Regions from separate parts of the Homo sapiens genome. Here region 2 is linked to region 1. The links are chromatin contacts, found by Hi-C or POLR2A ChIA-PET in ENCODE. All regions are on one chromosome and are shown on one strand. The core of a region is the stretch at or near the end of the contact, and the rest is flanking DNA. Distances in the headings are between cores, read along the strand shown. Region 1 has its middle 7.5 kb from the start of LINC01698. Region 2 holds the start of LAMB3 (laminin subunit beta 3).

Region 1 (5,288 bases), core at 75-2,574:
TAAAGTAATTATTAATAGTTTGAATTTATTGAGCATGTACTGGGTGCCAGGCATCACCCAAAGTATGGATATGACCTCTTTCCCATAACCACATGATGCCAGTGCATTAATTATACCCATTCCACAGATGAGAATTCAGATTCAGGGAGGTTTAATGATTAGCTAAGGTTTAACAGGTAATAAACCAATCCAGGTTGTGTGGCTCCAAAAATCAAATTCTAACTTCTTTGTCACACTGCCTTTAATGAGTCCCCAGTATCTTTGGGATAAGATGCAAAATCTTTGTTTTTATTTATTTATTTATTTTGAGACAGAGTCTGGCTCTGTTGCCTAGGCTGGAGTACAGTGGTGTGATCTCAGCTCATTGCAACCTCCCCCTCCTGGGTTCAAGCGATTCTCCTGCCTCAGCCTCCCAAGTAGCTGGGATTACAGATGCCCAACAAGATGCCTGGCTAATTGTGTGTGTGTGTGTGTGTGTGTGTGTGTGTTTATTTTTAGTAAAGACGGGCTTTCACCACGTGGTCAGGCTGGTCTTGAACTCCTCAGGTGATCCACCCACCTCGCCCTCCCAAAGTATTGGGATTACAGGCATGAGCCACTGTGTCCGGCCAAAATCTTTATTTTTTAAAGCCCTATGTGTGATCCCAGAAATACCCTATATGAGAATCTTGCTATGTACTGCAGTGGTGAGTAGCAAATCTGGCCTCTGCCTTAATAGCACTTGTGGCTTTGGACTAAGTGCTCAACCTCCTGGGTCTTCGTTACCTCTTCTTCAGAACAGAGATAACACTCACCTTACAGGATCAGTGTGAAGGTTAAATGAGGAAGGCATGAGTAAAGTGCCTAGGAGCTTTTGCTATTACTATTATTGCTGTTATTGATAGGCACTCTCCCACCTCCATTGATAACTCCCTCCTCACCATGGACCTAGTCTAAATTTCTGTCTGTGAATCTGACTTCTCAGGTAGCATTCATCTGTGGTGCTTTTTAATTGAATGGACTGCTTATTCCCAGGGAAGCAGCATTTTACAGCAGGGCTTAATGGTCGTAGAATGTCAAAGGGGTTTGCATATCTGGGGAGAAACAACTTGACCCACTCAAACTCGGTTAGATAAACCATGCAGCTGATGAATGAGACTGGCCCAAGCCCTCATTCCTTTCCTCTTTCTGATCTGCCTGCCTAACAATGCCAATACCCTGACTTCTGTTCCCTATGGGGGTGAGCAAGAAGCAGCAGGAGTACACCTCAGCTCCAAGAGAATATGCCACCTGAGCATACACTGTCCCCACACCGGCCAGCTCCTCCCCTTCCCCACCCCAAGCTGATGAATCGGGTTTGTTGACATTTGGGGCCTAGTCCCATGAACAAAGCTAAATTCCCTGAAGCGCGCTGTCTCCCAAGACCTTTCCCTTGAATGCTACAGCATCTGCTCCTGCCAAACCTCACTCCCATGTTCCACTTCCAAAAGGGGAAAGCATATGGGCTGCTATTTTTTGCCAAAAACTGATCAGAGAACAGAACTCAGTTCTCATAAAAATTGCACAGTACCTACTTCTCTTTCCTTGCTGACAATAAAAATGAAACTTGAGTTCAGGGAGCTATCTTTCAGGAAGGAAATATTTTTCATTCAGATCCAACTCCTAACTCTGTCAATTCTCACCTGCTCAAACATCCTGACTGCCAAGGGAAAAGACTGTAAATAACTGAAATTATAATTTTGTTAATAATTATATTTTATACACAATAATTTCTAGATATTGTCACTGAAATCCATTGATAATTTGAGAAACTTCCTTACAGAGGTAGAAAGGAATCCACAGTATTTTTTTTCTATTTTAATTACTCACTGAATACAATCTGAAAGTGTTTAATTATTAGATTTATGCCTCAAGATGAGTTCAATGGTAATTACAGGATGTCTTTTTTTATTCTAATTCCAAATAATTAAATCCCAAACACATTAGATCATTATGATTATAATTAGAATAAAGGTGTCTTACATTTGAAACCAAAGTTTGGCTTTTTGTTTAACCTTTTTTGTACCTCATCAAAGGGTAACGCCTTGGAAAGAAATCTGTTTCAATCTCTCTAATGCTGCTTTAAAAGAAAATTTTAAAAATTGTCTGCAGGAAGGCTTTTCCATTGCAATATTGGCAGGGAGAAGTGAGCACTGAGCCTTCGGGTTGCTTGAGTTTCCAAGGCATGCTGACTTTCTACTGCCATTTGTCGTCCTCGGACACAGAGAGAACTCAGAAACCAGGCAGTAAGGTGACAAAAATGCAGCGGGAATATCAAGGCAATCAAGGGAGAGGATCCGTAAAATAATCCATCACCTCCTCCCACCCCAATTTGTCAATCAATTTGGGGGTAACTTTTTCTGAGCTCCTCTACATTAAAGATAAATGGATGAAGATGGGCTGGGATTGGTTAGAGACCTTAGAGAAAGCCACACAGAGACCAGAAAATCTAAAGCAAAAATTCACAAAATAAGACCTCTGACTAAGGCTCAAAAGGTCTTTTATGCTTGGGCCCAATAACTAATTGAGAGAAAATATGCCCATATTTTTGGTTGTGTTGATAAGGCTGTTGAAACCCTTGCTAGGATGGCTCAAACAGCGTATGAAGTTAGCTTATCATCCTTCAGGTATCTTTGCACCAGGCTTTGGGATTTGGGAATGGGTAAGGGTAATACTTTGTGGTTTCAAGGGGGAGTTGCAGGATGAAGGTTCAGGAAGGAGAGGAGACACACCTTTTTAAAAAGAATAAATAAACGCATATGTCTTCCCCTGCCTGGTAGACAGGAGGAGAGCACTTGCTTATTGGAAAGCATTTGAAGGATAGGGAGGTGAGAGCCTGGGAGGAGGGAAGCAAAAAAGCTATAAAGAGAAGGCCAGAGAGCAATCCTAATACTTAGAAAAATGTCACATTAAAACCTCAGCTGCCGGTGGCTGGAGGGAAAGGAGTTCCAGACAATAGCTGAGGGGACAAGTTGAATCTTGTGTTCATTCCTGTGGTTAAAACAAGTCTGTACGACCACAAGGAAAATTCCATTCTCCTCAGACCTTAACTCCCTGCTTACCTGAGCTGCAGAGACATTTTGTTGAAAGGCTCCTTAAAGTGGGAACTGATAATGCACAAAGGCCTGGTGGCCCTCCTTCCTTAACCTTTCTTCTGTGCCTGCACCTTCACATCTTAAGAATTACCTCCTTTCCTTTGAGGGGCCTGATAACCACTTTGACTACAGTGTAAAGAATAAAGCAGGGTTCAGGAAAAGAACAAGCCCCCTCGACACCTTCCCCACTCTCCAACCACAACCTACACTCGTTTTCCAAACCCTGAGACCTGTAGATGGCAAATAAAATTTTTCACTAATTCAGTAAGTGCTTATTGAAGGCCTATAATGCTTCAAGCTCCATACTAGGCATTTACAGAAGACAACCAAAATCAAGCTATTATGAAGAATGTCCAAGTCAGGAGGCCCAAGATATATGAGATTCCATATGCTGCTGATTGTATGACAGACACAGTAAATGTTGTACATTGTGACCATTGAATGCAGTTGTTTCCCTTCCTTTTTGGGGGTTTTCATGAGTCCAGCTGACAAGTGGGCTGCCTGCTCAAATCAGTCCAGCCAAGCATTGCTCTTCCTCATCCAAAATCCCAACATCTGCTCCTTTCTTCCCTCCCATACAAGCCTTAGGTCACCTTGCTCTCCTATTAGAAGAAGGAGATTATCAATAATTGTCCTGGGTCCAGGGGAAGATGGAAAACGAGTTTCCTGTCTTAACTCCTTTGATTCCTACTTCAGCAAGTTCTGATGAACACACCTAGGAGAGGGAGAATCTACTCACAGAGGCATGGATGATGGTAAGATCAAGCATGTCCCCACAGTGAGAAAAAAATAACATCAAGAGTATAATGCTATAGGCCAGGCACGGTGGCTCATGCCTGTAATCCCAGCACTTTGGGAGGCCAAGGTGGATCACAGGTCAGGAGATGGAGACCATCCTGGCCAACATGGTGAAACCCCATCTCTACTAAAAATACAAAATTTGGCCAGGCGTGGTGGCATGTGCCTGTAATCCCAGCTACTCAGGAGGCTGAGGCAGGAGAATTGCTTGAACCAGGGAGTCACAGGTGGCAGTGAGCCAAGATCTCACTACTGCACTTCAGCCTGGTGACAGAGCGAGACTCCATCTCACAAAAAAAAAAAAAAAAAAAAGTGTAATACTATAGAAAGCAGGTATGTTTGAAAGACTGTGGCACTTAATGGAGATTGTAACTTATTTACAGTTGAACTGGGAGAGATCTGTGACTTGACGTGTCCTCTGTATTCATCTACAAAACTTTCCATACACCCCAATATGTGTTTCATAATACACAAAGAGAGCTATAGGAACTGACCAGTGCCCTCAGGGAGCTTATGGCAGTGATGTGCTGGTAAATTTTAACGATCAGTTTTTCAAGGGAAAAAAGTTCTGCTTTCTAGCTTTGGCCAATTTCCATGGTGTAAATATTCCCGCAGTGGCTGATTTTTAGAAACCAAGAAGGTATCACTGAGAGAGGAGATGGGAAGATATGTGCATAGTCAGCTCTTCCTAGGTGGTATGAGCTGGCTCCTGAACACCAGTGGCTTAAATTCTAGTATATTGATACAGATAAAGACAGGATACAAAGGCAGCACCTCCTGATCAATTGACTGATTGACATGGATGAAAAATCTTTAACCAAGACTCAAGGAAGAACATACTTTAATGGTAGCAGGGCAAATGATGCTAGGTGAACGGTATCTGACTGTATTGCCCCTTCTGGTTCCTCAGAAGCACAAAGAACCATGGGAAAGACTACAAAAACTTTGGAGAGAATCAGAATCAATCCTCCACCCTGCCTCTTAGAGAAAGGGAAACTGAGACATGCAAATGTGAAGTGCTTTAGATTGTCTTTGCTTCAAACATACCATTGTCATGGATAGTTTTGGTTTCCCTGCCATTGGGCTGAGGTATTGGGCAGAAATGTTGCCAATTAACTGCATGATTGAAACAGGAAATCATTCAGAATTCACTGGGGCTCTCCAAGCACCCGTAGAGGACAAGTGACTGTCTGTACAGCTGATGGAGAGTGGGTGAAGGTACCACCAGCATGAAGGCACAGACTCTGTCTGAATTTCTTATTCAGTAACTTGCCCCAGACGTAAGCCTTCCTGTAGAATAGAAACAAACTGAAAAGTCTGCCAGGCTCTGGCTGGCTTAGCCTTTGAATCATTGGTGAGAAATAAGCTCTGTCTAGG
Region 2 (5,721 bases), core at 1-2,500, 290 kb after region 1:
ATGTGACTCACAGGGTGCCCTGGGAAAATCCCATCCCTTCCCAGACTCCAGCTTCCTCCTCTAAAATGGATGGGAAGGAGTGTGGACCCTGCCCTACCCCACACAGCCGTAAGGACAACGTGGGGAGCAGGAAAAGGCTGGACCCTTTGCAGGAGAAAAGCTGTAGAAAGGGCCAAGACCTAGTTCCAGCCCCAAGAGAGAGGGCTGGCTTTTCTCAGGGCCTAGACCAGCAGCCTCAACCCAGCCCCGCCCAAAGTGAATGAGTCAGAGTGGCTGACGGCCTGGAGGCAAACCTTCTCCTGTCACGGGCATGGCCTCCAATACCATTCAGGGCCACTTTGAGTTTGAGGCTCTGTGCCCACAATTCTGGGATGCAACAGGGAGAGATGTATGGCTGTCTTTAACAAGTGAGTGAGGGTTTCTTCTGAAAGGGAAGCAACCCAAAATGTCTTCAATGATGGGCTGGGGCTCGACAAGAGGGGTGGGGCTGGGAGGCCACAAAGCAGGGATTCTGAAGGAGGCTGGGGAAGGATGCTCGAAAGCCACCGTGGGGTCCCAGAGGCAGGCCTGCCTTGTGGAAACATGCCCCACCCTTGCTCATGCAGTGACCCTTCTGCCTTGAATTGGATGTTCACTCTGTTCCAATGACAGCCACAAACTCTTTTGGCTGGGGTGGAGGGCTGGGGGCTTGGCAAGGCAGGGGCGGGGGGGGAAATTGAGGACATTTCTGGCATCTTTAAATTATAGATCCTAATGCTTCAAAATCATTCCTTCCAATCCCTCTCCTAAAAGAGTCATGGGCCCAGGGAGGGAACATGTGGCCTGGGGTCCCACAGCTAACGATGGCCTAAGAGAGACCCATCTTCTGACTTTCATCCAGTGCTTTCTCAGCTTTCCCACCCCTGACTGAAAATCCCCCTGCAAGTAGGCATTCTGAGCCAGGCCAGCCCACCCTTCTCACTTCTCTTTTGTGCTCAACCCCGGATCTGAACCTGCTTTCTTCTAAGCCACTGAGGTGCTTATCAAATGTGAAAAAGAAATCAAAACTGTAGCAGACATTTTAACCTAGCTCACCTGAGTGAGCTCCCAGGAAGAGGAATAAATCAGGCCCTGAAACCAGGCCCCAGGCATCCAGAGATACAGTCCTCCTCCCGCATCCGGCCCGCACCAGGCAGGTAAAGACAGGTAACATACCTTGCTGTGTGTTCTGCCGTTCTTTCTCCAGATCGCCTGAAAGCTCCTCTTGAATGTGGGGGTCTCCCCTCCCGGCTCCAGGTTTTTAAACAACAGCCTCACCTCTGGAGACTCCCTGGCTGGGTGTAGCCCCACCGCAGGGCGGGTCTCAGGAATCTGGCAGCCGTCACACCCATCTGTCGTCACTGCACCCCCACCTCCCAGGACGGGACTGGGCAAGTGGGTTGGTCGGTCCGTCCCAGAGTTCTTGTAGTGAGCTCCACAATGCCCACCTGCCTGTGGGGGCTGCAAGGGGCCCCTCAAACAGAAAGCACAAGGCACATGTAAGTGATCATCAGAGACCAGAATTCACAGGGTGGGGAAGGGCCCTTGCATTTGTGCCAGGCAATGAACTCAGCATTTTCCCAAAGCCAGCAGGGGTCAGCTTCTTCTTGTGACCTGGACCACCCCAGACAGAAGATCAGGCAGAGAACACAAAGATTAGGGCTTATATAGAGAGTTAAAGCTCCAGACATATCACCGGGCTGGAAGGTGAGAAGACTCAAACATCCAGGACCCTGGAAAGCACCATTCCCCTCCCCAGTGAAAAAAAAAATGAAAAATCCCAGCTTCTTGGGGCATTTGGAGGATCCTTAAAAGGCAAGGTTCATCAGGAAGGATTCAAAGCTCAACTCATCCAAGGAAAGCTTAAGAGAAATGAGCAGAGTAACTAAATGGCTCGCCTCCAGCTCCCTCCACAGGGTTGGCAGGGAGCCCTGGGACAGGTAGCTGCCTGTGAGTCACTCCTCCCACCTGTGGGGAGGGTTAGTCTCCTAGCCCCTCCCTCCCTAGGCAGGAATGCCCGCCTGGAGGGCCAGAAAACAGACCTGACCACAAGTGGTGGAAGGAAAGGCTGAAGCATAGCTTGACTGACAAAGTCAAAACAGACTTTCCCTGGCCTCCTGCCAGGCCTGAGAACACAGCTTCTTTTGTGGGCTCCTTGCTCAGGGATCCTGGGCTTCCAGCCACTGTAAATGGAAGTGGCAGGTCCAAATTGAGAGGCTGGTCTCACAGGACACTCTTTCCCCCAGGTTAGGGTCAGAGAGCTTTTAGGGAAACCTGGAGGGTCAGCCAGTCCATATCTTGGCCCTGGAGAGCCTGCACTGGCACCGTTTTGGAATGCTAGGACCTCAAAGCTACTATTTAAAGGAGCTTCTTAACTACGATTCCACTTTGTTAGTGTCTCCTAAACAGAAAGTTCTCCACCATTGGAGGGTTATGTCCAAGAAATTGGCTTGAAGACCCTTAAGGGGGAAATGTAGAATTTTGTGGATTAAATTGGGCATTTCTAACCCTCAGATTCGAATTAAGCATAAGTTCAGGTAGGCAGAAGAAATAGTGTAATTAGCAAGTGGGCAGTGAGTTGTTGATGTAAGTTGATGCATAATTGATAGTCCAATAAATGTTAGAGTCTTGCCCCCTGTAAGCATTCCAGTGAAATCTAGCTCAACTCAGCAAGTAAGGTCAGTAGAAGCAGTGTCCCTTCAACACAGAGAGACCTCCCTCAAGTCCCCCACCGAGAAAGGTCAGCTCTGACTCTGACACACCTGTGTTTTCAGTTCTCCCACCTGGTGGTCTCTTTCTCTCCACTTCCCCAACTCCCTGAACTCAGAGCGCTCATGAAACTTTCGCCCTCTGCCCATCACCAGAGGATGTGACAAAGAACTCATTAATAATTAACTCAGCAGAAGAGAGCAGGTGTTGCAATCCCAGATCCTCAGAGGAGAAAAGGCAGGGCAGGTGTGCGGTGGGCCTCACCATGAGTAGCTGGGGCCCCTTAAATCCTCCTCCTCCTCCCTTTATCTGAGGCCATGAGCCCAGGTAAATACACATTCGGTGTCTCAGACTTCACAGGCTTGGGCAGGTCCTGGAGTGGTTTGGCTTCGCAGGAGGGACATGCCAATTGCTGTGCTTGGCTCTCCCCTACACTCCCGGCAAAGTCCAGGAAGCTGTTTATGCAGACCCCCAAGAGCAGCCCAGCCAGCCTCACTCCTGAGGGACACTGATCATTTCCAAGTGGGGATCCAGTCCCCCAAGAACTCCAGGGCTCCAGGCACAAGCTCTGGAGCTTCAGAACCCAATTTGTTCAGTCAAGTAGCCTAAAATAGAGCCTGAGGCCAGATCAGGGTCCAGCTAAGATTAAAGGGGTGTGGTACTGTGGCTGGAGCCCCTCAGCCTCCCCTGTGTGCACACCTTTCCTCTCTCCCTGCGCCCATCCTCCTACAACAGAGCACTTATCTGCCCTAGAGCCTTGACTTATTAGAATGTGTGCTCAGGAAAGTGGCTAGTGAAGTCATCCCAGACTTCAGTATCTTTCAAACCTCATCACTCCATCAGCAAATTCGGTCAGCTCTGCCTTCCAATAATAATCAGAATCTACTTCTTCCCTCCTGGCCTGAGCCTCTTTTCCTGGGACGTCTGCAACAGCCTCCTCACTGATATACAGTCAAGTCCCAACACAGCAGGTTATGCACCCCGAGCTCAGAATCTTCACATGCCCCTATCCCACTCAGGGCCAAGGCCAGAGCTTTTTCAGAGTCTAGGGGACCCTACACCACCTTCCTCCCATTACTCTTCACCTCTACTACAATGGCCTCTATCCCTGTCTTAGCTCAGGCTTAGGGCTTTGGCTCCAGCTGCTTCTGCTGCCTGGAACGGTCTTGCCCCTGGATATCTACAAAGCTAACTCTCTGACCTCTTTCAAAGTCTTTGTTCAGATCCTAACTTCTCAATGAGGCCTATCCTAAACACACTATTAAAATTACAGCCAACTTCCCTGCCCCATCCCTGTCCCCCATCCTAACACTCCTAACCCCACCTACCCTATATTTTGGTGAGTTATTTATTTACTTATTTGGTAGGGGGGCATCATGTACCAGCTTCTAACCAACTATATAATTTATCTGCTTATGTTTATTTTCTGTCTCTTCCCAACTAGAATGTAATATCCAAGAAGGCAGAGATTTCTATCTTATTCACTACTGTTTTCCAAGTGCCTGGCACATAGTAGGTGCTCAATACTTGTGGAATGAATGGATCCACACTAAAGTACAAACAATTGATACAGTTCAATGCATCCCCTGTGCCGTTGATGTGTAGTTGCATTCTCAGAGGGGACAATCCAGGCTTTGGGCACTGGGATGGATTACTAATAGTGGAAATTCCTGTATCAGCCAGAGTGCGGAGGTCTTTTTTGAGGCACCTATCTCCAATTACAGAAATGTCACCATATTGACAGAGGCAGTCTCCTTCTTTGCCTGCTTCTCAGTCATTCCTGGCAATGTCTCTGACAGGGTGTGGGGGTGGCATTATAAGCTACTGTGTCTATTATCCATCTGTCAGGCTCAAACCGTCCAAGTCGCTAGGGAGATCAGCCAAGATCTGATCAATCAGAGATCAAGGGATAGGGAACAAAGGAAGGAGAAAAGGAGGAAGAAAAGGAGAGAGAAGAGGTTCAGGGGGCATAGGAGAACCTGGTCCAGGCTGTGACTCTCAGGTGTTGGAGGAAGGGGCACCAGGTGACTCAAGCTCAGGCCACACCTGAATACAGTGAATCATGGCTGAGTCCTCGTCTGTGGGACAGGGTGGACTCCAGGAACGGCCCTGGGGATTTGCCATGTGACTAAAGCTTGCGTTGCCCTGCACTACAACACAACTGCTCAGCTGTCCAGACAACTGGTCACACTCTTCTCTGTGCCTCCCCAGGAACCAGGGAGAGAAAGTGGGCCTGGTGTGTTACGGAGGCACAGATAGGAGCCCAGCCTCAGGAGAGGGGAGGCTAAGCAGGACAGAAGTCGCCTGTCATGAGTGACTCTTCCATAGCCCTTCTCCTCTCCCCACCCTCACCTATCCAACCTGAATGTTTACCCAGTGGACAACTGTGCATGCAGCTTGAGCCCGAGGACTGGGAGCAATCAGGCAATCGGCCTAAAATCACTACAGCTGATATCTGCTGAGTGCTTGCTGTGCCCAGGCACTGTTCTGAGCCCTTTGCATGTATCCACTCACTTAATACCCACCACAACTCTGTGGGGATAGACAATTATCTTTATCTTGCAGACAAGGAAAATGAGGCACATTTTCGATAACTTGGCCTTGGCTAGTAACTGGGGATTTGAGCCCATGCCATTTTGCTCCAGCACGCATATTCTTAACCATTACACAGGGCCAAAGATGGGCCATATCACCTGAACTCCCAGAGTGCACCCTGGCTAATCCTTGGCCAGAGTTCACCAGACTCTGGACCTCATGTCTCCCAATGTCTAAAAACTCCTCTTTGTTGGCCAGGCGCCGTAGCTCACGCCTGTAATCCCAGTACTTTGGGAGGCCAAGGTGGTTGGATAACTTGAGGTCAGGAGTTCGAAACCAGCCTGGCCAACGTGGTGTAACCCCGTCTCTACTAAAAATACAAAAATTAGCTGGGCATGGTTGTGGGTGCCTATAATCCCAGCTACTCGGGAGGCTGAGGCAGGAGAATCGCTTGAACCC

What was found. Hi-C counts contacts between places; a loop is a spot of excess contacts on that map. ChIA-PET counts read pairs that join two places held with the same protein, here RNA polymerase II (POLR2A).
Region 2: a loop to region 1 is called in a map of PC-9, with 5 times the contacts of the local background. The contact joins the promoter of LAMB3 here to the enhancer-like site in region 1. A Hi-C loop is called at or near these places in 1 of 168 maps with a recorded cell type or tissue (PC-9). POLR2A ChIA-PET finds 5 or more read pairs at or near these places in 2 of 52 experiments (MCF 10A and PC-9).

The regions. Positions count from the first base shown.
Region 1 is chr1:209,361,944-209,367,231 of GRCh38, forward strand. No RefSeq gene overlaps it. Among named protein-coding and RNA genes, the nearest start is that of LINC01698, 7.5 kb to the right of the region's middle. RefSeq lists an enhancer at 3,667-4,167. Within about 2 kb of position 1,325, at least 5 of the 41 ENCODE cell types and tissues checked have a DNase peak (open chromatin) inside an H3K27ac peak, as active enhancers do; they include PC-9, where a contact is called at or near this core.
Region 2 is chr1:209,651,175-209,656,895 of GRCh38, forward strand. LAMB3 (laminin subunit beta 3) reads right to left here and starts at 1,251. Exons shown (of 23, transcript NM_000228.3): 1 at 1,195-1,251. RefSeq lists enhancers at 753-1,952, 5,522-5,721.